Regions from separate parts of the Homo sapiens genome. Here region 1 is linked to region 2. A link is a loop called in an ENCODE intact Hi-C map of the cell type or tissue named here. Cell type or tissue: dorsolateral prefrontal cortex. All regions are shown on one strand. Each heading gives the region's core, and the rest is flanking DNA. Links, peaks and the distances in the headings are about the cores only.

The links. A loop is a pair of places that touch in the nucleus more often than their neighbours do. Peaks named below come from ENCODE experiments on the same cell type or tissue, not always from the same donor. Only the 100,000 strongest peaks of a DNase experiment are listed, where the experiment ranks them.
Region 1: it touches region 2 in a loop (27-fold over the local background); 1 of 110 quality-filtered maps calls a loop at or near these places.

Annotation. Positions count from the first base shown.
Region 1 is chr20:37,731,044-37,737,731 of GRCh38, reverse strand. CTNNBL1 (catenin beta like 1) reads right to left here. Exons shown (of 16, transcript NM_030877.5): 2 at 4,665-4,853; 3 at 248-354. Among named protein-coding and RNA genes, the nearest start is that of CTNNBL1, 40 kb to the right of the region's middle. In dorsolateral prefrontal cortex, for the core only: no CTCF peak of the experiment used is centred there; no DNase peak of the experiment used is centred there; H3K27ac peaks cover 2,932 bases.
Region 2 is chr20:37,827,869-37,834,556 of GRCh38, reverse strand. The region is part of intron 11 of CTNNBL1 (catenin beta like 1); the gene reads right to left. Among named protein-coding and RNA genes, the nearest start is that of VSTM2L, 72 kb to the left of the region's middle. In dorsolateral prefrontal cortex, for the core only: no CTCF peak of the experiment used is centred there; no DNase peak of the experiment used is centred there.

The DNA of each region.
Region 1 (6,688 bases), core at 654-5,653, 96 kb after region 2:
TTCTCCAGATGCCACCTGATGTGTCTTTTTCTCTTGCTGATCCTGTTGTGTGCCCTGTGTAATAAACCACAGCCCTGAGTATCACTGACTTTGAGTCCTGGGAGTCCTTCTAGTGAATTCCCAAACATGGGGGTCATCCTGGGATTCCTGGCCCAAATCACAAAAGCCAAAACAAACCAAAATCAAAACAAAATTAGCCAACGAAACGCCACAGAGGAGACATGGTATCAGTGGAACAGAACCTTACTTCTCTGGATTGTCTGGAAACTTAATCCGCAATTCTTGGTTTTTATATGATCTCTTTTCAAATGTGAGGATCATTTTCTTCACTGAGCTTTCATCCAATGGCTCCTCCTGGTACAAAGAGACAAATGCAAAAACTTCAGTCCACAGGGGTTTCACATTCATTGTCACTACTTTCCTGTGGCTCTTATACCCCACCTCACTCTGCCATTGACCTTTCTGGGTTCAATGTACAGTACACTTTTTTTGTTTTGTTTTGTTTTTTGAGATGGAGTCTTGCTCTGTCGCCCAGGCTGGAGTACAGTGGTATGATCTCAGCTCACTGCAATCTCTGCCTCTCAGGTTCAAGCGATTCTCCTGCCTCAGCTTACCGAGTAGCTGGGACTACAGGCACATGCCCCCATGCCCGGCTAATTTTTTTGTATTTTTAGTAGAGACAGGGTTTCTTCGTGTTAGCCAGGATGGTCTCGATCTCCTGACCTCGTGATCTGCCCACCTTGGCCTCCCAAAGTGCTGGGATTACAGGTGTGAGCCACTGTGCCCGGCCACAGTACACACTTTATCTCTCTAATTACAATGAGGAGTAAGGGCCTGTAATCACATGCTTCTTTTCGGGTATATCACATTGGGTGTCTCACACAATGCCCACTATCTGTAACACAGAAAATTCGGTTTGAGGTGTTAAAGACTGGGCACTTCAGCACTTCAGGAGTCCAAGGTGGGCAGATCACTTGAGGTCAGGAGTTCAAGACCAGCCTGGCCAACATGGCAAAACCCCATCTCTACTAAAAATACAGGCACATGCCTGTAGTCCCAGCTACTCGGGAGGTTGAGGCATGAGAATCACTTGAACCTGGGAAGCAGAGGTTGCAGTGAGCCGAGACTGTGCCGCTGCACTCCGGCCTGGGTGAGAGAGGGAGACTCTGTCTCAAAAAAAAAAGAAAAGTTGTTAAAGACTCACTCATTCAACAAATATTTCTTGAGCACACTGTATGGCAGAGAGTAAGCAACAATATTAGATAATATTATTATACATTTACCTTGTCATCCTTTGCTATACATGTAAGATAAGACTGACAGGTTTAAAAGAATTGTTTAAGGTCAAACTCTGAGTCAGTGACAGTGACCCTTAATCTTTTCCTACAGCAGAAGTTGGCAAACTGCAGCCCATGAGCCAAATCCAACCTACTGCCTGTTTTTCCACAGTGCGTAAACTAAGAACGGTTGTTAATTAGCTATAGTCACTGCTTAGCATTTCTTATATATTACTTTGCCTGGTACTTACTAGATGCTGAGAAGGAATTCAGACAGGTACTTTGAACCCTGAAGTAGCATCAAGAATTTAGTAACCTTGCCTAGAGAATGCAAAAAAAAGCTAGTAGACTGTACAGAATTTTCTGGCTTCATACATTGGAATAATACCTATGAAAGCAAATAAAATGAATATTTGAAAACTAAATCATTTTTTCTCCAAAAAATCTACACTGAAATTTCACACGTTTTATCTTCAGTTTCCTTCCAGTTTAAATTAATGTGCTGCAATGCACCCTGCTTCTCTTCATACTATCCCAACTCAAAGCTTCACAGCTTTGTAGTCATTGACCATAACTCACACCTAAAAGCAATAAAGAAACTGCTATTAAGAGAACCTGAAATAGATCCTTTTGGAAAGCACTGAATCATCCCATAATTTTATAAGTACTCAAAAATGTTAGCTATTATTCTATTATTAAATTTCTATTTCCACATATGGGGTTTTAAGTGGGAGCTACCCATAAATTCATTTTCAGCATGACACATTTATTAGATTATACCAATGACTCCTAGATCCCAAGGTTCTCTATTGAACCCCTACCTCCTCCCCAGGGTCTACAGCTTAAAGACAGGTTCCCTGACACAGTAAAAACAAGTCAGAGTCCTGGCTCAGTCAAGACTCAGAGCCTAGCTTCACTACTTACTAGCCATGGGACAATGTTACTTTGCTGAATATATTTCTCAAAGCTTCATCAAGTCCAGCTAATTCTATCTCCTAAGTCTTTCCTGAACTCATCCACTACACACTTAGAATAAAATCCCAAATCCCTCACATGATCTACGTAAGGATCTGGCAGGATCTGCCCAGATAATCTCTCCAACCCCAAACCAGTGCAAAGACTCCCATTGCTAGCCCATGTCTACTTGTTCTCTGGCATAAGTAGACTCTCCAGTGTCTGGCACACAGCAGGTACTCAGTGAAGATCTGAGGAATGGAGGAAGGGAGGAGGGGAGGGGAGGGGAAGGAAGGGGATGAATGAAATTGTTACCTGTTATCTCTCAAGGTCATAGAGATGACCTAAAGAAAGGATGTACATAAAACTACTTTGTAAACTACATGAATGCAAGCTGTTATGGTTATTATCAGCAACAGGCACAATGTACCCAACATACCACTAGAATTTAACTAAAATAATCAAAACATTTCTAGGAAAGGGTTAAATCACTTTCAAGTAAGCTCAATATCTGCTACTTTTTCTTTTCTTAGCTAACATCTTGCCCCACTCTGGAGAAAAACCACATTAGTGTTAACACAGCTCTCATGGGATTTCCGAAGTCCTAGCCTCTCCGGGGTTTGGCCTTCCCTCCTTTAATTTCTCTCCAACACTGGGGGAAAACTGAATTATCAGTCTTAGTCATCAGCCACAGCAGTATCTCCAATAGCTCAACGTCAGAAACCAGAGGGAGATTTCAGAAAGATGAATGCTGATGATGTAGCACAAAAAGGACAATAATATTTTACAAGTTCACGTGACTTTACAGGGGCAAACATCACTTGTTTTTCATCAAATGGGACTTCAGTGGCAGTGAGAAAATAACTCCTGGACTTGTAGCCTTCCATGTGTCATTTTTACAAAGCGATCTCTTTTTCCCTGTCCCTTAACAGACGGGTTGGTCCCACATTACATTTCTGTCTCCCAGGCTAGAAACCACTTACCCATGACAGCTACTATCCTAATCCTCCAGTACCAGCCTTGCCCTACATGGGAATTATACCTGCCAATTAACTGCTGCTGCAGGGCTAACAGATTGAGCAGAAGCTGGTGAGGAGGGAAGGGAGGGAGGATGTGCTACACACACTGTTTGTCTAAGCCCTGGCAAGGCTGCTGCCCTCAGAGAGGAAATTAAAAAATTCAGGACTGTCTCCCACCACGTATTTCTAAAGTGCCATCATCTTTTAGCGGGAGACCCCCAAATTAGCACTAGTACAAATCCTAATAAAGACAGAGCTATTGTCACAACACAGTAAAGACCTTTTTGGAATATGAATCCATTTTTTCTTCTTCTCAGATTCACAGCCAACCTCATTTTGTAATCCAAACTTAGCATCGTGTCTTTGAGAGAACCAAAAAACAGCTGGCTCTTAAGACTCTTATTTCCATAATTCATATTGAACAAAATGCCAGAGTGAAATAACACACAAGTTAACACTTAAAGATTTAAAAAGACACAGAGGTAAGGTCATTTTGTTTTTAATCACTGATATTTTACCTCTACTCTTCCCAGCTTCATTCATTTATTCATTCAATAAATATTTATTAAGGGCCTACCAAGAGCTAGGTATTGCTCTGGGTGCCAAAGATAGAGCTGTGAACAGAACAGAGCCAGTCTCTGTTTTCATGGGAGGCTGAGAGGAGGACAGCAATGAGCAAAATAAACAACTAGAATTTCAAATCATGATACGTGCTATGCAGACAATATACAAAATACAGTAATGAGGAAATGAGAGAATGGCTTGCAGGGCTACATAGGAAAGACTTCTTGGAGGAGGAAACATCTGAACTGAGACCTGAATGTGAAGAAACCAGTCATACAAAGCATTAAGGGAGACGAGCATTCCAACAGAGGACACAGAAGTCCAAAGGTCCAGAGGCAGGAATGAGTGGAAAGGCCCCAACGCATCTTGAGGAACAGCAAAGGGAAAGGCCCGAGGAATCTCCTTCCCTAAGCTGTACTTTTGCAGTCACACCTAAATACCTAATACTGTGGAACCCATTAAACTTCTCCACTTTTGTTGCTTTGCTAATACCATTTTCTCTGCCCAAAAAGCCCTTCCTTCCACTTGGTGAAATTTGACCCCTCTTTCAAAGATAATAATGCAAGTGCCTTCTATGTGTCCTCAGTAAGATCCAGGAAGCCTGCCCTGACCCTCCCCTACAGTACATAATATGGAACAATTTTAAAACTCTGTCACATTCTTTACATCTCATAAGATGCTTTCCCAACTGCACTAGCCCACTTAACCTTCACATTAACGCGATGAAATATGAATTCTTAACCCCATTTTACAGATGAAGATGGGAAGCTCAGACAAGCTTAGTATTTGGCCCAAAATTACGTTTTACAGGGCCAGCCATCTCAGCTCCCACCCAGCGCTGCCACGTTACCTCTTCCTCTTCCTCTTCCCCATCTCTGTCAATAATCTGCAGCAGCCTTTTTTTGTCATCATCCGCTTCCTCCACCACAGTCATTTCTTCTTCCCGATAGCGGCCGCGTTCTCGAGTACCAGTTTGTTTCCGACGCATCTTCTGCTCCTCCTCTTCATCATCCCGGGGACGTTTTGTGCCCCTATTGGGCTGAGAGAAAAGAAACATAAGATTTTAGAGCTGGATACAACATAGAAGCCAGGCGTGGTGGCTCATGCCTATAATCCCAGCACTTTGGGAGGCCAAGGCAGGCAGATCTCTTGAGCCCAGGAGTTTGAGACCAGCCTGAGGCAACATGGTAAAACCCTGACTCTACAAAAAATACAAAAAAAGACTTTGCAAGGCATAGACAGCAAATATCCTAAAAGCTTTCAAGAATTCTCTGACTCAAAAGCATCCAGCATACAACTTCTCCCACCACATGGGGTAAAGCTCTATGTGGTCATTTTTCAGATCCTTAATGATTCTATAAATATACCATGAAAGTCAGTGGGAATTTTTTTATACGCAGTTTTGCCATTTCACAAAAGTTCCTATGTATACGGAAATAGCAACAAAGCTATCTTAAGATGGGGACACTGGGTTAGGCTCACATACTAGTCAAGATATAACTCCCAATGCCAGCGTCTTAGCACCTGGTTTTAATTCACATCTACGTAAGATTACAAAGCCTTTTTTACAGTTACTCACAAATAGTACAAACATAAAATATTACATATGTAACTTCTGAATGTCTACTGTACTCCCAATTCTATTTTACAGAAGAGTTGAGTAAGGCCCAGAGCCTGGGCAAAGGACCTAAATAGACACTTCTCAAAAGAAGATGTACAAATGGCCAGAAGATATATGAAAAAAATGCTTACCATCACTAATCATCAGGGAAATGCAAAGAAAAATCACAATGAGTTATCATGTCACACCTATCAGAATGGCTATCATGAAAAAGACAGAAGATAAAGTGTTGTTGAGGGTGTAGAGAAAAGAGAACCCTGTGCACTGTTGATGGAAACACAAATTAATACAGCCATGATGGAAAACAGATGGAGGTTCCTCAAAAAATTAAAAATAGAATTATCATATGATCCAGCAATCCCACTTTTGGGTATGTAACCAACAGAATTGAATTCAGTATGCTGAGAAGATATCTGCCCTGTTCATTGTAGCATTATTCACAATAGCTAAGATATGGAAGCAACCTATGTGTCCGTCACTAGATGAATGGATAAAAAAAATGTATACATACACAATAGAATTCTACTCAGCCCTAAAAAGTGGGGAAATTCTGTCATTTGAGACAACCTGGATAAACCTGGAAGACATTAAGCAAAGTGAAATAAGCCAGGCACAGAAAGACAAATACCTCGTAATCTCACTTGTATGTGGAATCTAAAAAAGCTGAACTCATAGAAGTAGAGAGTAGAATGATCGTCACCAGAGGCTGGGGAGGAAGGGAGACGGAGGGAAATGTTGACTAAAGAGTATAAGTTTCAGTAAGGCCGGGTGCGGTGGCTCACACCTGTAATCCCAGCACTTTGGGAGGCTGAGGCGGGCAGATCACCTGAGGTCAGGAGTTCAAGACCAGCCTGATCAACATGGAGAAACCCCATCTCTGCTAAAAATACAAAATTAGCCAGGCGTGGTGGTGCATGCCTGTAATCCCAGCTACTTGGGAGGCTGAGGCAGGAGAATCGCTTGAACCCGGGAGGCAGAGGTTGCGGTGAGCCGAGATCGTGCCATTGCACTCCAGCCTGGGCAACAAGAGTGAAACTCCGTCTCAAAAAAAAAAAAAAGTTTCAGTTAAACAGGAAGATAAGCTTTAGTGATCTATTGCACTGAATGCTGAATATAATAAATAATAATGAACTGTACATTTAAAAATTGATAAAACGATTTTAAATATTTTCACTACAGAAAAAGTATTAAAGGTGATAGATTTGTTAATTAGCCTGATGTAATCATTCCAGACTGTAAACATATATCAAAAT
Region 2 (6,688 bases), core at 1,112-6,111:
TGGGCTCACTGTGCCCAAAAGACAGACACTATGTAAATGTGGATTAAAAAATTAACAGTTTTAACAAGAGTAAAATGAAGTAAAAGGCCATATGGAGTAAGACATGAATAACAACCCTCTTTCTCTATTTTACAGAATTAGTCTTTGCGGAAGCAATTTCCACCACAGTCTAAATAAAGAAGAGACTTTGAGTTTCAGGCAGTTCCACAAAAATACTGAACCAGAACTTCTCAATAATTTTCCCTTTTAATCTTGCTGATTAAGATGGATGAGAAAGAGTTGCAAGAGAATGTTCTTTATATACCTCAACAAGATGGGGGAGGGAGGGCTGGGTGCTGGTGGCACAGAGAGGGTATCAGAAGCTGTAATTTTCAAAGAGAAAAATGTAATAAATAGAATAACCATCTTCTTTGGCAGCACATGACACTGGCATGCATTTCCACGGCTCACCACAGTCTGGAGCAAGGTATACCATGATCAACTGCAATGGTATACTAAGAATAAATGATATTTACCTATTTGGGATTTTAAGTGAAGGATAGGTTGCCAATTGATGCCTATGCCCTTCTACCTCTCTATCTGGATGCTGAGGCACGCCATAGGCTACTGGTGCCGGCCAGATAGGGAAACACTTCAGCCATCCCAAATTTACACATATATACACACACCGAGTTTCATTAGCTACTAATAAATGTAGCTTCCCTAAGAACAGATTTCAGCCCAAGGTGGTGTCAATTTTTCATGCACCAAGGAGACGGGGAGAGCTGCTGGCACAGGGAGCAGGCAAGATAACAGGTTTATCTGCTGGCCAACACTGCTCAGCTGCTCCGTCATTTCGACAGGATAAAATGGAGGTGAAGGATGGTTATGGAGCTGTCAATGCAGATGGGGTGGATGTGGTAGTTCCCACTGCAGAGAACAGCCTCTAAGGGAGGGCCCAGGAAGTGCAGAAAACACACATGCATGTACACACGCACACACACACACAGAAGCAACAAGGCTCCACCAAGGGGAAGGCCAGGCAAATCTACATTTTCAAATCACTAGGCAGAGAGGTAGGTAGCCTGGCATCTAGGTGGAGCGTTACAGAGCCAGGATTGAAATTGTGCCAGTGAGAGTCCCTGCCTGCTGGGCTCCCTGCTCAACAGTCAGACAACTAGCTGCCTCAGACAGACACTAACTACTGAAACCGCCTGGAGGGAGGCTCTGGCCCACCCTTCCCCCAGCTCAGCTCTCTTCAGGGCTTCTCAAGGATGATTAGCAAAGGGTTAGATGCCTGTTTCTATGTGAGAGGGCTAAAAGTTTGATTTTCCAGGGGGCAGTTCGAGTTTTATAATTTTCAGAGCTGGAAGGAGGGCTAGAAATCTCTGATCTGATTCTGGGGTTCTGAGTATGGAAACAATAGCCCTGAGAAGGAATGTGATTTGCCTCAGGTCCAAAGTACCTTTGTGGGCCACTGGAATCTAAATCTGCTTTTCCCTCCAAATCATGACAGACATTTGAGACTGATACACACGGAGGCATGCTACCCTCCCGAAACACATACACAAATGTAACATTTTCCATGGAGTTTCAGAGCATTCACATCTCTTAGTGATGGCTCTTTAGTTAAGAACGCTTGATCTAGTACACCCAAATCAGAGGTCTTTCCAGAACAGCACAGACTGTGGCAGTCACTCCAACCAGCCATTTATAGTGTGCACCATTTTTGTGAAGAATGGGATGGACTGGCATTTCTCATCCCTACTCTCAAAAAAAAAAAAAAAGTATGGTCCACATTCCAGCAGGTGTTTGGTTAACATTACCCATTCTCTATGAGGAGAGCTATTTATCCATAGATGGGCCTGCTTATGAGTAGGCCTATTATGGTTCCATTGCTGAAAAAGACACACAGGTACATGGAGAACACTAACTCCTGGGATCTGCTCCAGACATGCCAACAAGTGAATTAATTAACCTTATGTGGGGATTTAGGATCACAGGGACATGGATTCAAATCTTGTCTCTGGCACTCACTAGCTGGTTAAGCCACAAGCATGGAGCTTAGCCTCTGAGCCTCAGTCTTCTTATTTGTAAGCTGGGGCTGTCCCTCCCATCTATTAAACCCATTCTTTCAAATGAGGTATGTGTATAGTAGGCACTCAACAGACAGCAGTTTGAGATCTGTTGTACTGAAAAAGAGAATCACAAGGGATTCGCTCACCTACGCACCTGTCCTAGATCACCAGGTAACTCCTTCCATACTGCAACCTGATCACATGTCTGCCACTGAACATGTTTCAGTCAGCCCTGGTCATCCTGACTGGCTCCTGCTGAGAAAAACAGAAACCTAGATTGCTTGGCTCTCTCAGCTGGTAGGGCTATTTTCTCTAACTCAAGATTTGTTCTAACCCTAAAATGGAGCAAGGCCAACTTCGCTCAGACTCTCTAATCCCACAATAAATTAAAATAAAGTGCTTGTGTGTCGCTGGCTATAAAGCCAAATAATACAAGATTCTGGGAGACCTGCAGACAGTGCTAAGGTGGGTAGTGACTATTTACTAGTAAGTTGAAGGACACAGCACATCTAAGTAGAGATGGTCCTACCTTTTAATAAAAAGAAATGTACTTGGCCATGATAATCATTTGCCTTTTGGTCTTCCTGCAAGAACTGAAAATACAATGTGTGATCTGTAAAGAAATGAAGATTAGCTTCTCCTTCTAGAGTTTCATAATCTTATGATAATTATAGGGCATGAAGTGGTACGTCACCAGCCCTCCCTTTTCTCAAAATTCTGAGTACCAACTATGTGCCAGGCAATGTAGCAAGTACTAAGACGACAGTGATGAAAGCTAGCCCACTCTAGAGAAGCTCATCATTTTATGATTAACGCTAAGAAATAAACAACTACAGCTGGGTGCGGTCATTCATGACTGTAATCCCAGCACTTTGGGAGGCCGAGGCGGGCAGATCACAAGGTTAGGAGATCGAGACCACCCGGGCTAACATGGTAAAACCCCGTCACTACTAAAAAATACAAAAAATTAGCTGGGCGTGGTGGCGGGCACCTGTAGTCCCAGCTATTCAGGAGGCTGAGGCAGGAGAATGGCGTGAACCCAGGAGGTGGAGCTTACAGTGAGCCGAGATCGCACCACTGCACTCCAGTCTGGGTGTCAGAGCAGGACTCTATCTCAAAAAAAAAAAAAAAAGAAAAGAAAAAGAAAAAAGAAATAAACAATTACAATAGAGTACACAATTAACTGGCATGCATGGAAAATACTCAGCGCATATGTGAAGGACCCCTAATTCAGCTGGGGTAGGAAAGAGGAGGGCCTGAGTAGGAGTGGCTACACACTGGAAGTTAAGAGGTCAGAACTGAGACAGAAGAAAAACATTTTCCTCCAAGACTCTGGGAGAGATGCAGGGCTGGATGTATTACACTGGCAGGTGAATGGCTATGCGCTAGCAGCTTCATGTTTTCAGTGGTAAAGTTGGTGGACAGAAACCAGAATTTGGGGTTCTATGGGCACACTTAGTTTTTGAAGCCTAGAACTGGGCCACATTCTTGGAGTCAGGGATAAATGGAATACAGATGGTTCCTGATTTATGATGGCTTGACTTATTTTTTGTCTTTACGATGGTGCAAATGCAATATGCACTCAGTAGAAACCGTACATCAAGTACCCATGCAACCATTCTTTCACTTTCAGTACAATATTCAATATATTATGTGATACAGTCAACACTTTTTTAAAAAAATAAAATAGGTTTTGTGTTAAATGATTTTGCCCAGCTGTAGGCTAATGTAAGGGTTCTGTGCATGTTTAAGGTAGGTGAGGCTGAGCTATGATGTTTGGTAGGTTAGGTATGTTAAATGCATTTCTGACTTACCATATTTTCAACTCATGATGGGTTTTTTGGGACATAACCCCATGGTACGTTGAGGAGCATGAGTCCTATGTATATTAACAAGTCTCCCAAGGTGGAAGTGGGAGAATAGAAGGAAAAAAGTGACAAGGTGCACAGTAACAATCCCTAAATTTGACTTTCTCAACCTTCTGTACCAAGAGAGGTGCCTCCAGATTCTAGAGGGGTCCTGCTGGAACCTCTGTTGAAGTTTTAAAATGGCAGGGCAGGGGAAGGCTCCGTTCACCAGAAAGGAAAAGGAGGCCCTAGCAAGCGGAGCTGGGTCACAGGAGGAGGCTTTTAGGAATCTTTGGCACAGGACTCGTTCATTTACTGACAAAATAGGTATAAGAATCCTACAATGTGTTAAGATTCATGACAGAAAATGCTATGTGAGATGATGGATATGTTAATTTGCTTGATTGTGGTCATCGTTTTATAATATATACCATTCATATATCAAAACAAAAAGTGGTATACCTTAAATATACAAATTTTTCACATGTCAGTCTCAATAAAGCTGTTAAAATTTAAAAAAAAAATTACAGTTGGCTCACGCTTGTAATCCCAGCACTTTGGGAGGTCAAGGCTGGTTAGATTGCTTGAGCCTAGGAGTTTGAGACCAGCCTAGGCAACACAGTGAAACTCTGTCTCCTACTAAAAATACCAAAATTAGCTGGGCATGGTGGTACGCTCCTGTGATCCCAACTACTTGGGGGGCTAAAGTGGGAGGATCATGTGAGCCCAGGAGGTCAAGGCTGCAATGAGCCATGATCGCACTACTGCACTCCAGCCTGGGTGACAGGGCAAGACCCTGTCTCCTAAATAAATACATAAAATTACATTATAGAAAATGACAGCAAATGGGACAGGGGCAGAAACTAATGATGGAGAAAATGCTCTCCCAGCCAGAGGAGCTAAGAATGGTAGGAAAGGTAGCATCAGAGTTAAGACTTGAAGGACAGGTACAGGGAAGAGGGGGGAATGACAGCAAGAATATGCCAAGCGGACAGACCAACATGAAGTAAAGAATTAAATTAGAAAGCACAGGATACGGACAAAGAACTGGAAAGAGATCAATGTCGCAGGAGGGAAGGAAGGATGAAAAGTAATGAGGTTGGAAAGATGGGGTGCAGATCAGAGATAAATATGAACGTTGGACTATGAAAAGCAGACCCTCACCATCATCCCAATGGCCTGGCATTTACCTACTGGCCCAGCCTGGTTGGTCGCTCTGCCCACTCGGCTTCAGAACCTGCACCTGCCTTCCACAGCTCAAATGGTTAAGAAAGACACACATGGGTCAGCCAGAGTTCTATTCTTAGGATGGAGATGGTCCCTGCACTCCAACCATCAGGCCCATATCTTGGCAAGATCTTGCAGGGCCACTTTAAAATTCAAGGCCATGCTACAGAGCTGCCTTTGTTTCCACAGAACATCTAAGGCCATTAGCTCTTTTGTTTTAAGGAAATCAAACAGCAGTGTTCTTCTCTCACTTCCAAAATTACAGCCTGTGGTCTCTTTTATTGCTGAACCTTGCCACCCACCTGCCCCCTGCCCCCCAGATGGACAGACGTCCTGGTTTCTGATAAGACTCTAGATGCAAACAGGATGTTTAAAATACCCTAACTAGATCGATCTTGACTTCAGCAGTGGTGTGTTGGAATACAGATTAATCTGTTCCATGTCTGGCACTGGCAGCTGAAGTAGCAGGAGGCCCTGTCAAATCAAGCCATAACATTACACTCCTCTGCCTTTATTATTATTTTTTTCCCTTCTTACATTTCATTATAATGGACATCTGCCTAGCAGGGGATGTGGCAACCCAAGAAGAGTCACGCATGTGTGCTCAGCCACTCCGGCTGAATATTGATACCCTTCTCAAGACAGATGGATCTGTGTGAGCATCTATATATAGCCCCTTTTACACATACACGGGGTACATACATCCCTATTCTTCACAAACACTGAATAGTGCATAGGTGGCAGGCACTGGGCTAGGGGCCAGGAACTCCAAGAGGCCACATCGATTGCAAACCTACTATGTGCCTGTGTGTGCTTTACACATGTTATCTCATTTAATTCTCACAACAATCCTATGAAACACATTTTATTAGTCTCCCCATTTTACAGACAAGGAACTAGAGACTCAGTTGGCAAAAGAAATTTGCCTTCCAGGGTCTCACAGCTAGGAGGTGACCTAGTTAGTTCCACCATAATACAACTTGATTGTTTTCCTCAAGAGTTAAAATATACCCAATAGGCATATTTTTAAAAAAAAAAGCATTCAACCTCACTAGTAATGCAAGTAAAGTCATGAGATAGTTTCATGTGGTGAAGCTTTCAAACACCTAATGCTTGTAAGGATGTGCGGAGATGAGCTCTCGTTCTCTGCAACACATGTGAGAGCTTACTGTGTTGTACTGAAACTATCCTGTTACAGGAATCTCAATAGATGGTAAACTCAAAGGCCAGGCCCGCGTCTCAGTCGTATCTGTACCTTCAGTGTCTAGTCCTGTGCTGAGTTCAACGAATGCTGAATGTGATATCATAACAAACCACCGTGGTAAGTTAGCTTGAAGAGGTACGTATGTATAAAAAGGTGTAACTGACTCCCTGAGAGGGTCTGGATGAACCAAATCATGAAGAAACAGTATGGAATTTATCAGGGCAACAAAGGGGGAAACGCATTCCAGACCAAACACAAGAGATTTAGAGGCCCAGAGATATGAAGGAACATGGCATGGGGTGGGCTGCAGGGGATGGGCAATAAGGTGGAAGGTGAGGCAAGAGAAGCAAGAG